Regions from separate parts of the Homo sapiens genome. Here all the other regions are linked to region 3. The links are chromatin contacts, found by Hi-C or POLR2A ChIA-PET in ENCODE. All regions are on one chromosome and are shown on one strand. The core of a region is the stretch at or near the end of the contact, and the rest is flanking DNA. Distances in the headings are between cores, read along the strand shown.

What was found. A loop is a pair of places that touch in the nucleus more often than their neighbours do. ChIA-PET counts read pairs that join two places held with the same protein, here RNA polymerase II (POLR2A). Pooled maps may share reads with other maps.
Region 1: a loop to region 3 is called in a pooled map, with 7 times the contacts of the local background. The contact joins the promoter of LINC00235 here to the promoter of MAPK8IP3 in region 3. A Hi-C loop is called at or near these places in 6 of 50 pooled maps.
Region 2: a pooled map shows a loop between it and region 3 (6-fold over the local background). The contact joins the promoter of THOC6 here to the promoter of MAPK8IP3 in region 3. A Hi-C loop is called at or near these places in 3 of 50 pooled maps. POLR2A ChIA-PET finds 5 or more read pairs at or near these places in 3 of 52 experiments (AG04449, MCF 10A and activated B cell).

The regions. Positions count from the first base shown.
Region 1 is chr16:525,102-529,360 of GRCh38, reverse strand. LINC00235 (long intergenic non-protein coding RNA 235) reads left to right here and starts at 1,954. Exons shown (of 1, transcript NR_024121.1): 1 at 1,954-2,514. It overlaps CAPN15 (calpain 15), which reads right to left and starts at 1,649. Exons shown (of 14, transcript NM_005632.3): 1 at 1,332-1,649. RefSeq lists an enhancer at 2,529-3,090.
Region 2 is chr16:3,022,536-3,026,586 of GRCh38, reverse strand. It overlaps THOC6 (THO complex subunit 6), which reads right to left and starts at 2,552. Exons shown (of 13, transcript NM_024339.5): 1 at 2,222-2,552; 2 at 764-879; 3 at 599-663; 4 at 421-524; 5 at 299-336; 6 at 174-222; 7 at 1-71. The coding sequence starts at 2,260. It overlaps HCFC1R1 (host cell factor C1 regulator 1), which reads left to right and starts at 2,645. Exons shown (of 4, transcript NM_017885.4): 1 at 2,645-2,740; 2 at 3,057-3,113; 3 at 3,226-3,354; 4 at 3,589-3,962. The coding sequence starts at 2,646. The coding sequence ends at 3,724. RefSeq lists enhancers at 2,230-2,539, 1,929-2,572, 2,573-3,217, 3,200-3,299 and a silencer at 2,610-2,809.
Region 3 is chr16:1,704,904-1,709,221 of GRCh38, reverse strand. MAPK8IP3 (mitogen-activated protein kinase 8 interacting protein 3) reads right to left here and starts at 3,027. Exons shown (of 32, transcript NM_001318852.2): 1 at 2,565-3,027. The coding sequence starts at 2,882. RefSeq lists silencers at 2,484-2,533, 2,554-2,663, 2,934-3,273, 4,180-4,318 and an enhancer at 2,832-3,696.

The DNA of each region.
Region 1 (4,259 bases), core at 705-3,204, 1.2 Mb after region 3:
AGCCAGCAGGGCTTGAGGCTGTCACACAGATGCAGCATTACAGGGGACCAGCCACTTCCTGCTCTCAGAGACCACGGTCTGTGGAGGCCCAGACAAGAGGCCCTGCGCAGTTATGCAGTTACTGAGCCTCGGGCTCTCCTGGGGACTCAGAGGTCACTGGCTCCTCTGCCAATCAAGGAGCTCTGGAGAGCCTCAGACACAGACAGAAGCAGGAAAAAGAGGGGTGCTCCTCCCGCAAGCAGAAGGACCTCGGAGGAGGCAAGGCACACCCAACCCAAGGCCAGGCCAAGCTGGTTTCCTGCAGGACCTGCCTCCCCCAGACAGGCCAGAAAAACAATTTCTCTTGCCCCACTTCACAGTTGAGAAGTCACTCAGAACCGGAAGGGAGAATCACCCCTATATCCTTGCCCAGCCCCAGACTCTGGAAACGCGGAGGCAATTACGGGGCACTCCCACACTGAACTGTGACTCACGTTTCCGCACCCCTCAGACCTGGGCAGAGGAAGAGATCCGGGTTTCCCGAAGGAGAAGCACACAACTCTTCAGCACCCAACGGAGTCCCAGTCTTCCCCACTGGCCCCACACACCCAGGCCTGGCCTCAGGTTCTGGGCCTCACCATTGCTTTCCGGGTCTTGTTACCTGCAGTCCGGTAACAAACTCCAGAGCAGTAAGGGGGCCCCGAGAGCTCGCCCGGCCAGGGCCAGCTGACCACACAAGAGTTCCCCCGGTCAGGACTAGAGGGGCCCCTTCTGCAGCCAGCGGGAGGACAGCAGATTTGCAACTTCCCAGCTGGTGCCGCAGCAGCCCCAGAGGAACACGGAAGAGAACACTGGCATGGCTGGCACAGACGGGGCTCCCGCCAGCCCCTCCACGCCAGGTGGCCGCCCCCAGGCCGTTCCCCAAGTGAGGGGAGTGATGCCCGCACCAAGCACAACATCCCTAAGGCGGCCAGGACCGCACGATGGGCCCGGATATAAGGGCACTCAAGGGCAGGCAGGGCCGAGGCCGCCTCCGGTGTGCGCGGCCCCCGGGGCTGGCCTCAAGTGACCCACATGGCCCAGGTCCCTGCCGACTTCCCGCCTTCCTCTGGGTTCCTCTGCGAAGCATCGCCCAGCCCTGGCCCCCACCAGCCTGGAGGCGCCAGCGGGCGGCGGGCTGACCCCACTCCGGGGGCCCTGCCGTCCCTGCCCTGGCTCGGAGCCCGGCGCGCCCGGCCCCCGAGGCCTCCTGCGCCCCGCCGAGCCCGCGCTCCCCGCCGCCCTCCGGGCCCGCGCTCCCCGCCCGGGGTCCCCGGCTGGGCGCCCGGCCGGGCCCGGCCGACGGGACTCACCTCCACAGCCCGGCGGCGCCGCCTCGTCCTCGCGGCCCGGGCAGCGCGGCCCCGGCCCCCGGGCCCGCTCGCCCCCGCCGGCCGATCCACAACTTCTGCCTCCGGAGAGCGGCGGGGCCCCTCTCGCCGCCGGCCGCGCTGCCCGGACGGCCTCCCGCTCCTCAGCCGCGGGGCGCCCCGACCCGGCTCCGGCCCCGGCCCCTGCCCGCGTCCGGCGCCCGCCTTACGCTGCCTTCGTAGCGTAGCGCCCGGCCCGGGCCCCGCGGCTACGGCGCGCCCGGGGCGCACGCGGCGCTGTGAATCGCGCGCCCGGACTACGGCTCCCACAGGGCTGCGCGGCGCCGACGGGGCGGAAGCTCGGGGCGGTGCCTGCGCGAGGCAGGCCGGGAGTTGTAGTCCTCGGGTGGCGCCCTCCCAGTCCGCCGACCGCCCGGGCCACTTCTCCTGCCCTCGCTGCTGGAGACGGCCGGGCCCGAGGCCTCGGTCCCCGGGAGGCGCCGCGCTCCAGGATTATCAGGGAGTGGGGCGGCCCGAGGAGGAGCTGGAACTACAACTCCCAGAGGGCCTTGCGAGGGGCACGGAGGGGCGGGGCCTGCAGCCGCGGCGTCTGCGCATCAGCGGCGTCACAGACGCGTGGGGCTCGCGGGGAGCCGGGCTGGGGCCGTCCGTGTCCCGCGGGGCTCTGGGCGGCCGCTCGACCGAGGACCCACGACTCCGCCCCGACCCCGCCGTGTTCGCGAGACCCGGAGACCCCTTCGCGCCTTCCAGGACCGCCCCTTTCGCGACGCTGCGTGCTGTGCTTGGTCCTGGCGGCCAAGAGCGGCGGTGGCAAGGGGACCGCCCTGGCCCGAGACGCGGCCTGGCCTCGCAGCGTCGCTTGGGCACAGCCTCTCTAGGCCCCTTCGTCCTCGGTCGCGGAGGGACGCCATTAAACGGCCACGCCGGGCTCAACTGGGACGCGGCCCACGGCGCCCAACCAGGGCCTGGGGGAGGGAAGCCGGGGCGACTCCTGGGTCCTTCCAGGACCCTTGCGCAGGCCTCATTCTCTCCCCGGAGGTCCCCTTCCCGCTGCCCTGAGGCCACTCTCCTGCCAGCAGCTGCTGGGCCGGCTCTCGGGAGAATGCCTTGGCGTCAAGCTTATCAGGCTGCAGGGCGGGACGCGAGTGCTGAGGGCAGCCAGACTCCCGCTCTTAGGTGCACTTGAGGAGCCTGAGAAGGCAGTGGCTCTGCGGGAGAGGGAGACACAGGAGCAGGGCTGGTCCGCCGAGATTCCGGAGAGACGGTTGTGGGCCGATTCTGTGGCGAGATTTACAAGTGGGAGGTTGGGTGACGATTGCTCCTGGGCCAGAAAATCTAAGCCAGTCTCAGCAAGACCTACAAGGCCAGGGCCAGTGCTCCTCAGAGGATATTCATGCTCCAGGAAAGCCAAGGATGGGCCTCCGTCATGCTGAGATGCCGCAGCAGGGACACCTGTGTCCCACGTGGAGCTCGGCTTCTAGCTGCAGTCAGTGCAGAAGCTGGCAGGAGGGGTTTATTTCTGTCCTCGGAAGCTTTTGGTAAGGACACTTCATTCCTGTGTCTTGGACACCTCCCCCTAGGTCTGCTGCCCCCTCTGTGGAGACAGGCAGGGCAGCTGGATGTGCCGTTTGTTCCCAGACTATATCCATGCCAAAGCATCCCAAGGGCAGGAAATGTGTCCCCGGGGGCCAGTGGGGGTCTGGGGGCACAGAGGGCTGCAGAGTGAGAGCTGGCTCTCCTCTCTGCAACTTGGACAAGGCTCTGGGACCCTGTCCTCCCCAGCTTCCTCACCTGCATGGCAGGATACTGGCCAAGTGTGGCTTTCGAACCACAGGAGAGGGTGCAGTCAAGGCCTCACTCAGGGACCGCAGGTTCTCTTCCCTTCCCAGTCCTTCCCTGGCACTGCCTAGGTGGCTCCCTGGCCAGGGGCCAGTGGTCTAGCCAGCAGGCCTTATAACCTCCCCACCAGAGAGGCAGCTGCAGTTGAACCTGTTGATCTGATGCTGAGGGCCCTGCCAGCTCACTGCAGAGTGGCCAGTTCTGGCCAGTTTTGCTAGGCCAGGCCCATTTGGGGTGAGGAGAGGGTGGGAGCACCCCAGCTCTCCCCAGTAGCCTGTCATGGTGAAGGAGGAAGCCCATTCACCCAGAAGAGGGCCTCAGGAGGCGTCTTCAAGGTGACTGAGGTTTCCCCGCACAAGGAGAGTGCTGGAGGGAATGGGTGCGATGAGAGAAATGAGTCACTCGTGCCTCCGTGAGGCCAGCCTGTGATTGTCTTGAAGATTCTGAGTCACAAGACATCAGGCACACAGGCGTGAATTGTAAATGACTGCACAGCAGAAGGTAAGTGACTCTGGATTATCCAGACCATTGACCGAGCCCTGCTCCGTGCCAGTGCTTCCTGGCCTGAGGACACGACTCTCACATCCAGACAGACCTGAGCAGCTAACGCAAGTGCGCAGAAGCTCGCCAAGTGCCCAGAAGAGCCAAGAGGCGAGCCATGAATCCCCCCTGGAGGAGAAGAGGATGGGGAGGGCCAAACAGAAAGAACTGAAACTGGAGGCATCTGTTCAGGCACCCAGAGAAAGCCTCACGCGCACAAAGCAGCAAACAGAACAAACCCCAGTGCCATCATGGAGCCCAGACTTGAGCACACAGGGACCCTGGCGTGGAGCACGAGGGTGCCAAGGCCCGCAGGTGGCTGACTTGTGTGCTCTGGTGCCATGCTCAGATTTGATGGGATGACCCTGCAATTGCCTGCTTTGTGAGCCACACAGGCCTGGGTCAAAAAGACGACGGACCACCAGCCTGGGCAACACACAAAGCGAAACCTGTCTCCACTTAAAAGATAATTAGGGTGTGGTGGTGTGTGCTTGTGGTCCCTGCTACTTGGGAGGCAGAGGCAGGAGCATC
Region 2 (4,051 bases), core at 1,303-3,802, 1.3 Mb before region 3:
GTGAAAGTCCCAGTTTCAAGGTCCATAGTGTGCAACTGACAGTCTCCCCCAGCCAGGATGAGGGAATTCTCCTGTGGAGGAGCAGGATGAGGCAGAAAGTCAATGTCAAATCAGGATAGGCAGAGGGTGAAGGATCAAAGTTTGGACCAAGAACAGTCACATGGGGCTCAGACCTTGGGGACCAGCAGCAAAGCGTTGATCTCAGGCACTTCCAGGCTGGTCCTGGGGAAGGAAAGGCAAGGTCAGTGAGGAAGTGGCTTCACCCTGATGCACCCTCTATCCACGTGGCCCTGCTCACCTGTATGGAGGCTGACGACGCCACAGCTCCTTACAGCCCTTCAAAAGAGAAAATACCAGGTGACCTCAAAGGCTCTCTCTGGGTCCAGGCACCCCAGCCCTTTCCCAAGCTCGACTCCTTACCTTCTTGAGCATCTCCGCCCAAAGCCAGGCCTTCACCTCCCCATCCCCAGCACTAAGCAGATGTCGATCGGTGGAAACCATGCTATAGACGGGCCCATCATGGGCTAAAGAGAAATGCAGAACTGAGTGAGCCAATCCCACCCAAAGTCCTGAAGCCAGACTCCACAGGTATACCCACCTTGGAAAGTCACCACCGGCTTCTTACTTTCCTCTTTGGCTTCTGAGCTCAAAGCAGAGGACAAGCTGCAGGGACAGCGGAGGGGACCCAGGAGTCAGAAACGGGGGCATCCGTCCCATGAGGGCCAAGTGCCAGGGCTAATGGGTGGACAGCGGCAGAGGGTACCTGAAGATGGCAATCTGCCCGTAATTGTTGCCAGCCGCCAGAAACTTCCCACATGGTGAGACGCTCTGGGAGAAGATGGTCATATGGAGCCGCTGCAAGGCCTGGAACACCTCTGTCTGCAGGGAAAGACTGGATGAGGCCTGCCTGGGACGTATGAAACCTCCCATCCACAGATTCCTCCCTGCTTCCCCCAAAACCTGCCAGGCCTCCCACTGTCCTGACTTCTCAGCCTTCTTTTGAGGCGGCCCCGCCCCAAGCCAGCACCTGCCCATGCAGTCCCATGGGTGGCTCCAAGAAGACACTGAAGAAGGGGAGAGTTGAGGTGATGCCTCAGGGACCTCTGAGCAAGCACCCAGGCCTCTCCTGCCAGCTTCCTCAACTGACAAATGGAGCTCACAGAAGATTCCATCACAATTAGATGAGCTAGTGTATAGACAAGAGCTTTACATGGGGCTGTCACTCAGTGCTTAAGCCGGGTGTGGTGGTTCATGCCTGTAATCCAGCGCTCTGGGAGGCCAGGAGTTTGAGAGCAGCCTGGGCAACATAGTGAGACTCTGTCTCAAAAAAAATTTAAAAATGTGGGGCCGGGCGCAGTGGCTCACGCCTGTAATCCCAGCACTTTGGCAGGCCAAGGCAGGTGGACCACCTGAGGTCAGGAGTTCAAGACCAGCCTGACCAACATGGAGAAACCCTGTCTCTGCTAAAAATGCAAAATTAGCTGGGAGTGGTGGCGCATGCCTGTAATCTCAGCTACTCAGGAGGCTGAGGCAGGAGAATTGCTTGAATCTGGGAGGCGGAGGTTGCGGTGAACCCAGATGGAGCCACTGCACTCCAGCTTGGGCAACAAGAGTGAAATTCCATCTCAAAAAAAAAAAAAAAAAAAAAATTTGGCCGGGCGTGGTGGCTCACACCTGTAATCCTAGCACTTTGAGAAGCCAAGGCAGGCAGATTACCTGAGGTCAGGAGTTCGAGACCAGCCTGGTCAACATGGTGAAACCCTGTCTCTACTAAAAACACGAAAATTAGCTGGGCATGGTGGCACACGCCTATAGTCCCAGCTACTTGGAGGGCTGAGGCAGGAGAATCGCTTGAACCTGGGAGGCGGAGGTTGCAGTGAGCTGAGATCGCGCCACTGCACTCTAGCCTAGGTGACAGAGTGAGACTCTGTCTCAAAAAAAAAAAAAAAGTGCTTTGCAAGAACTAGAAAATTAAAAAAAAAAAAAAAGTACCTCTACTACCCCAACATAGAAAAACGTACTGATTTATAATTCCTACTCTCTGACTTGCGTTAAGCCCCTGAAGCACTTCTGGGTTACTATCCCGCCCCCCTGGTCAGAGTCTGAGTCCCACAAATAGCCCAGGCAAAACAGGGCTCAGGGCACGATTCCCTGCCCGCCCCGTCCCAGCCATGCGTGAACTACAAACCCCAGAAGGCAACGCGCACCACGTCCGTCTCACCTGACCCAGAGGCACCGCGAGCGGCACAGCTCGCTCCATCTCCAGAACTACAAGTCCCAGAGTGCTCCGCGCGCGACGCAACCTCACGAGGCCTTACGTGCCTAGAGCGGTTCCTCTCCGTGGCGCCCTACCGCCTTCGGCGCGAAGGTGGCTGGTGCGTACCGTCCCGAACCCTAGGAGCCGAGGTGAGCGCCGCGAAGACCCCCGACATTAAGAAGTGGTGTCCACCGCAGCCCCCTTAAGCCGGATACCCTCCCCCACCCCGAGGAGCAAGCCTGCCTTCCGCCACGCGCCGCCCGTCTTCCGCGCCCGCGCAGAACCTCGCGGCTGTGCCCGCCTAAAGCCACGCCCATCCTCTCTTGGCCACGCCCTCAGAGACTCCTCCCCTGTCGCCCAGATCCCACCCGCAGGACCCCAAAACCCAATGATCCTGCAGCAGCCCTTGCAGCGAGGCCCCCAGGGAGGGGCCCAGCGCCTCCCGCGGGCCGCCTTGGGGGTGACTTGGGGCCTGGACGCCAGGTGCGTGTAGGGGACCAGGGTGGGCCTGACCAAGGGCCGCAGGAGCTTTGGCTGGGTGCTCAGGACTGGTCTGCAGGATGAATACGGGGTGGGGCGAATCGGCGGGGCTTAGGCGTGAGCTGAGATGGGACTGGGGCTGCGGCTGAGGGTCGAGACTTCCGAGGTACCCTGCTGGATGGTCCAGGAGAGCGGGGACCGGCACCAGCTGAGACAGGAATGGGCTTGGGGCTCCTGGCTGATGCTGCAGGCTTAGGCGGGCAGATCCTTGGGAAGGGGCCAAGAGGGTGGGGTGCACCAGGCTCTCTTTTTTTCCCAGCTCCCCTCTCCGAGGAGCTGTGCCCATGAGCACCAAGCGGCGCCTGGAGGAGGAGCAGTGAGTTTGGGGGCAGGGAGGGACTCCCAACAAGATCTCTGTCACCTCTGGTCCCCAACAGGCTGCCTCCTGTGTCAGTATCCCAGCCTGCCTCTCTGCCATCTCTCCCCAGGGAGCCTCTGCGCAAGCAGTTTCTGTCTGAGGAGAACATGGCCACCCACTTCTCTCAACTCAGCCTGCACAATGACCACCCCTACTGCAGCCCCCCCATGACCTTCTCCCCAGCCCTGCCCCCACTCAGGTAGGTTCCTCCACTGGCCAGGCCTTCTGCAGAATCACAGGCGGTCCTCACAGCTGACCTCAGGCCCTGCCTCATCGTGCCATTTTTAGCTCTAGCTGACCTCTGGGTTGTTTCCCATCTTGGCTCTTTGGAAAGTGCTGGGAACCCAGGAGCCCCTGGGGACCTGGACCTGGTGGGAGGTGCTCAGCTAGGCCAGCCTCAGCTCCATGCCCTGACAGTCATTTCCTCTTCTAGGAGCCCTTGCTCTGAGCTGCTTCTCTGGCGCTATCCTGGCAGCCTCATCCCTGAGGCCCTCCGTCTGCTGAGGCTGGGGGACACCCCCAGTCCCCCCTACCCTGCAACCCCAGCTGGGGACATAATGGAGCTCTGAGTGCTGGTGGACAGTGCCCCTCCCACCTTCCTTCTTCCCCACAACAGAAGAGACCAGCGACTCCCGCAAAGGGACAAGGTTCCTCCCTCTCCTGCAGAGTAGGCATCTGGGCACCAAGACCTTCCCTCAACAGAGGACACTGAGCCCAACGGAGTTCTGGGATGGGAGGGGTGGGAGCATGGGAAGGGAGGCATCCCACCCCCAAGAAGAACTGAATAAAGATTGCTGAGCAAAGGAAGGCTTCAGTCTGGAACCTGGGGCTTTTGGGGATGGTGGAGAGGGCAGAGGCGCGGGATGCTGGGGTTTCTCCTCAAGATCTTCCCTGGA
Region 3 (4,318 bases), core at 1,778-4,277:
ATTGGGAGTCACTGTGGTAATGACCGGCAAGAAGATGGGAACAGGGATGTCTGCTCTGCTCAGGTTTTTATAAAACCCTGCGGATTCTGTCTGCTCAGAAGCTGCAGTGGCTCAGGTTACCCATCTCTGACTAAGCCTTCTTGAGCAGAGTGGCTGGGGACGGAGCTTCTGCTGACAGCTCACCCAGGAGCTCCTCTGCAACAAGACACGCCTGCAGCGTGTGACGTCCCGCTCCCCTCTTATCAGACACACGTCTATGTGATCACAAGTCCCTGCCTAGAAAAGACGCCGACCCACAGGGCACAATGGTCTACAAAGTTGGAAATGAAGGTCTGCTTGATTCAGTAGAGGAGTAGGCATGCCAAATGTTGACAGCATCGAGCCCTCTTCCTTAGTTGTAAAGCCCTGAGGTCTTTCCAAGGGCGCCCCGTTAGCGTTTAATCATAGCCTCCATGCTGGCCAAGCATTGGCTGGCTTCGGGGCTCGGCTCCCGAAGCTCTCGGTGCAGCTTCTCTAAAGCGCTGGGGCAATGGTGGGTCTCAGACTAAAGGTGATAGCTTTGCAAACCACACGCACACCCGCCAGCTTGGTTCAGCAGGAGCCCTGGGGGAGGGCAGATGCACTCACAGCAGCTTGCATGTGAACCGCACAGAGCTGGGCAGCGCCTATCCTGTGCACAGCTCATTTTTAAGCGGCAAGGTTATAATTCCTAGCCTTAACGTTGTCCATCTTGATTTTCTCCTTTCAGTTCCTTCTCGTCCACTATACTGACCACACAGGTACAAGGTGAAAAAAAGAAACCCACCTGAAATCCAGGTCAGGCCACTGAGTGTGGGAGAGCAGTGGAGGGCGGTGCCCAGCACAGGGGGCAGCCACAGCTCCACAGCTGAGCGAGGGCAGCCCTGGCACTCCAGGCTTCTGGGGAGCAGCCCTCCGGTGCCTGCAGCTGCCTGACATGGAAGCAAGTGCCCAGGCCGGTGTCGGGTTCACTCTGCATCCTGGCTGGGCACTTCTGGGGTGGGTGACCTTGGTTCAGCCCCTCCACTTCTCAGGACAAGTTTCCTTCCCAGTAAAATGCCTATAGTCACCCTGAGCTCCAAAATCCATGAACCTTTGCGTTCCCTTAGGTTGAGAGCTTTAACTCAGCTTTGCTGGAACCGGGGCATTCCAATCAATGCATAACCACCTCGCGACAGACACGAAGCCCAAACGCAATAGAAACCACAGGAAAGGAGGAATGATACAACATACTGTTATGATTTTTATAAACACGCTTTAAACCAAACTAGGCCATAAATCACCTTGGTTTCAGAAAAAGCCAAAATACTGACACAATCTTTTATTTTCCTATTAAAGTCAAGAATGTGTTAAGCCGAATTAATTGAAAAGGAATTGAAGCTCATTTCCTAAGACACTTCTATTCATAAGTCAAACAGCATTACCTAACTCCTAGAATGAGAGAATTTCTGGGCTTGGAGATCGCCTAGTGCAATTCACTCCTTTGATGGAAAATCGAACCCCAGGCAGGCGACAGGCCAAGGTCACAGAGGCAAAGCAGGGATGGGAACCAGCCTCCCTGAACCTGTTTCTGACAAAGGGCGAGGTTCTGGGCCCACACACAGGCAGGCCGAGCTCAGTATCTGACGGTGAATGAATGAAGCTAAGTGGTGCTCCCCACAGGGCCCGGCTCTTGTAACTGCTTCACAGACAAGCGATTTCCAGGTTATGGAGACATCCTAGCACAGAATTAAACGCTTCAAACTCAGACTGTTAACTCCTCAGAAGCCAGAGTGGAGTTTCTCAGCCCTGGCTACATCAGCTAACAATCTCGCCAAGCAAGGAACCAAGGGGGCAAAGACATCACCTCCAGAAACTCGAGTGTTCCTTCTGCTGACAGAGGAGCAGCCCGCCTGCGGCCTTGTTCTGTGTTTACATCAACCACCCAATTCACCCGTGTCACAGACCTTCAAAATACGGGATTAGGGACAAGGGAAAGGTCTCCAACATCATCCACAGACGGCTGCAGCCCCCTAAGAACACCAAAAGATTCCTTTTCTAGATGGGTTTAGAATGGCAGCCAACAGAGGTAGCACTTGGGGTCGGGAAACGGTTTTGACTGAACACACGCACGAAAGCAAAGGCAATTGTCATGCAGAGGTGGGTGGGGAGGGGAGAGTGAGGCCTGGCTTTGAAGCTGAGCTCCCCGGGGATGACGCCAGGCACATCGGGTTTGGGGCTGAAGATTCAGGGCTGGGGGCACGGAGGAGGGGGCCAGGGCCCAGGCCTGGGCGGAAAAGGGGGTCCCCGGGAGTCGGGGTGGGGTCCCGGGGCAGGCGGGGGAGTGCTCTAGGGAGGTGTCTCACGGCGGGCAGAGGGGGTGGGGAAGTCCCGGGGCGGGGGATATGGGGTCCAGGCGGGTCTCGGGGCGGGGTCTGGGGGTCCAGGGGTCCCGCGGTCCGGGGTGCCGGAGCGGGGTCTGGGGTCGGGACGGGTGTTGGGTCCGGGGCCCGGGGCTGGCTGGGGGTCCGGGACGGGGATGCGGGCGGGTCCCGCGGCCCACGCACCTCCTCCGCCTGCCTGCGCAGCGCCTTCTCACGCTCGTACTGGGTGAGCAGCTGCTCGTTGTCCTCGCGCAGCAGCTCCAGCTCCACCTCGTGCTCCTGGTTCTCGCTGAGCACCGAGTCTAGGTTCTCCAGCACGTTCACCACCAGCGGCATGAGCTCCTTGACCACCTCCTCGTCGTAGCAGTGGATGAGGCGCTCGAACTCGCGGTAGATGGAGCCCGCCAGGCCCGACACCCGCTCCGACATCACCGAGCCGGAGCAGTAGTCGTCCTGGTACACCACCACGCCGCCGCCCTCGTCCATCTGGATCTCCATCATCGCGGCCACCGCCGCCGCCAGCGCGGCTCGCTATCCGGCCGGCGCGCCCGGCCCTCCCCAGCTGCCTCAGGTTCCGCAGGCCGCAGCCCGTCGCCTCCCGCAGCTGCTGTCGCCTCAGGGCTCCGCCGCCGCCGCTGCCGAGGCTGCGCCCGTCACTCACTCACCGGAAGTCCCGCCCTCCAGCCGGAGGGGGCGGTGCCCGCGCGTCCCGCCGCAGCCGCGCCGCCAGGGGGCGCAGGGGCCGTGACGTCAGAGGAAGCCGGGCTTCGGGCCGGAAGCGCGGGTGAGCCGGGCAGAGGGAGCTCCCGGCCAGGCCGGTGGGATCCGCGGGGCGGCAGTGGTCGCTTCCCCCAGCGCGCTGTAGCTTGATCATGTCCCCGCAACCGTGGGCTTCCGGTGACCTCGATCCCGTCTCCAGGCTCTGCACACTTCGGCGGACTTAGGTGAAGGCTCAGCGCCTGCGCCTCAATCCCGGCCGCCCTGATGAGCCTCCGTTCCCTACAGCACCGCGCCCCGCTCAGTGCCTCCCCTCTCCTGATGCCTTCCCCGCTCAGCTGGCTCCTCCCGGGATTCTGTGAATGCACCCTCAACGCCCATCTCATCCTGAAACCCAGCAGCGTGGCCTCCTTCCTTTCGCCCACTTCTCCCTACTGCACTGACTGCTTCAGATTTTCTTTTTTTTTTTTTTTTTTGAGATGGAGTCTTGCTCTGTCGCCCAGGCTGGAGTGCGGTGGCGCGATCCTGGCTCACTGCAAGCTCCGCCTTCTGGGTTCAAGTGATTCTTCTCCCTCAGCCTCCGGAGTAGCTGGGATTACAGACCAGCTAATTTTGTATTTTTAGTAGAGACGGGGTTTCGCCATGTTGGCCAGGCTGGTCTCAAATTTCTGATCTCAAGTGATCCGCCCGCCTCGACCTCCCAGAGTGCTGGGATGACAGGCGTGAGCCACCGCGCCAGTCCAGATTTTCGGTTACTTTTCAGCTACGTGCAATCTGTTTAACCCATCCACTGGGTTATTAATTGCACCGATTTTTTTTTTTTTGAGACGGTGTTTCGCTCTTGTCGCCCAGGCTGGAGTGTGATGGCGCGATCTCGGCTCACTGCAACCTTCGCCTCCTGGGTCCAAGCGATTCTCCTGCCTCAGCCTCCTGAGTAGCTGGGACTACAGACACGCGCTATTAACGCCCGGCTCATTTTTTTGTATTTTTAGTAGAGACGGGGTTTCACCATGTTGGCCAGGCTGGTCTTGAACTGCTGACCTCAAGTGATCCACCCGCCTCCCTCGGCGTCCCAAAGTGCTGGGATTACAGGCGTGAGCCACTGCACCCTGCCAATGATTCTGTTTTTGTCCTATTTGATTTCTTATATTCTAGCAGTTTTAATAGGCTCTTATACTTCCAACCACATATTTATCTTTAAGCGTTGGGTGTGCCTCATA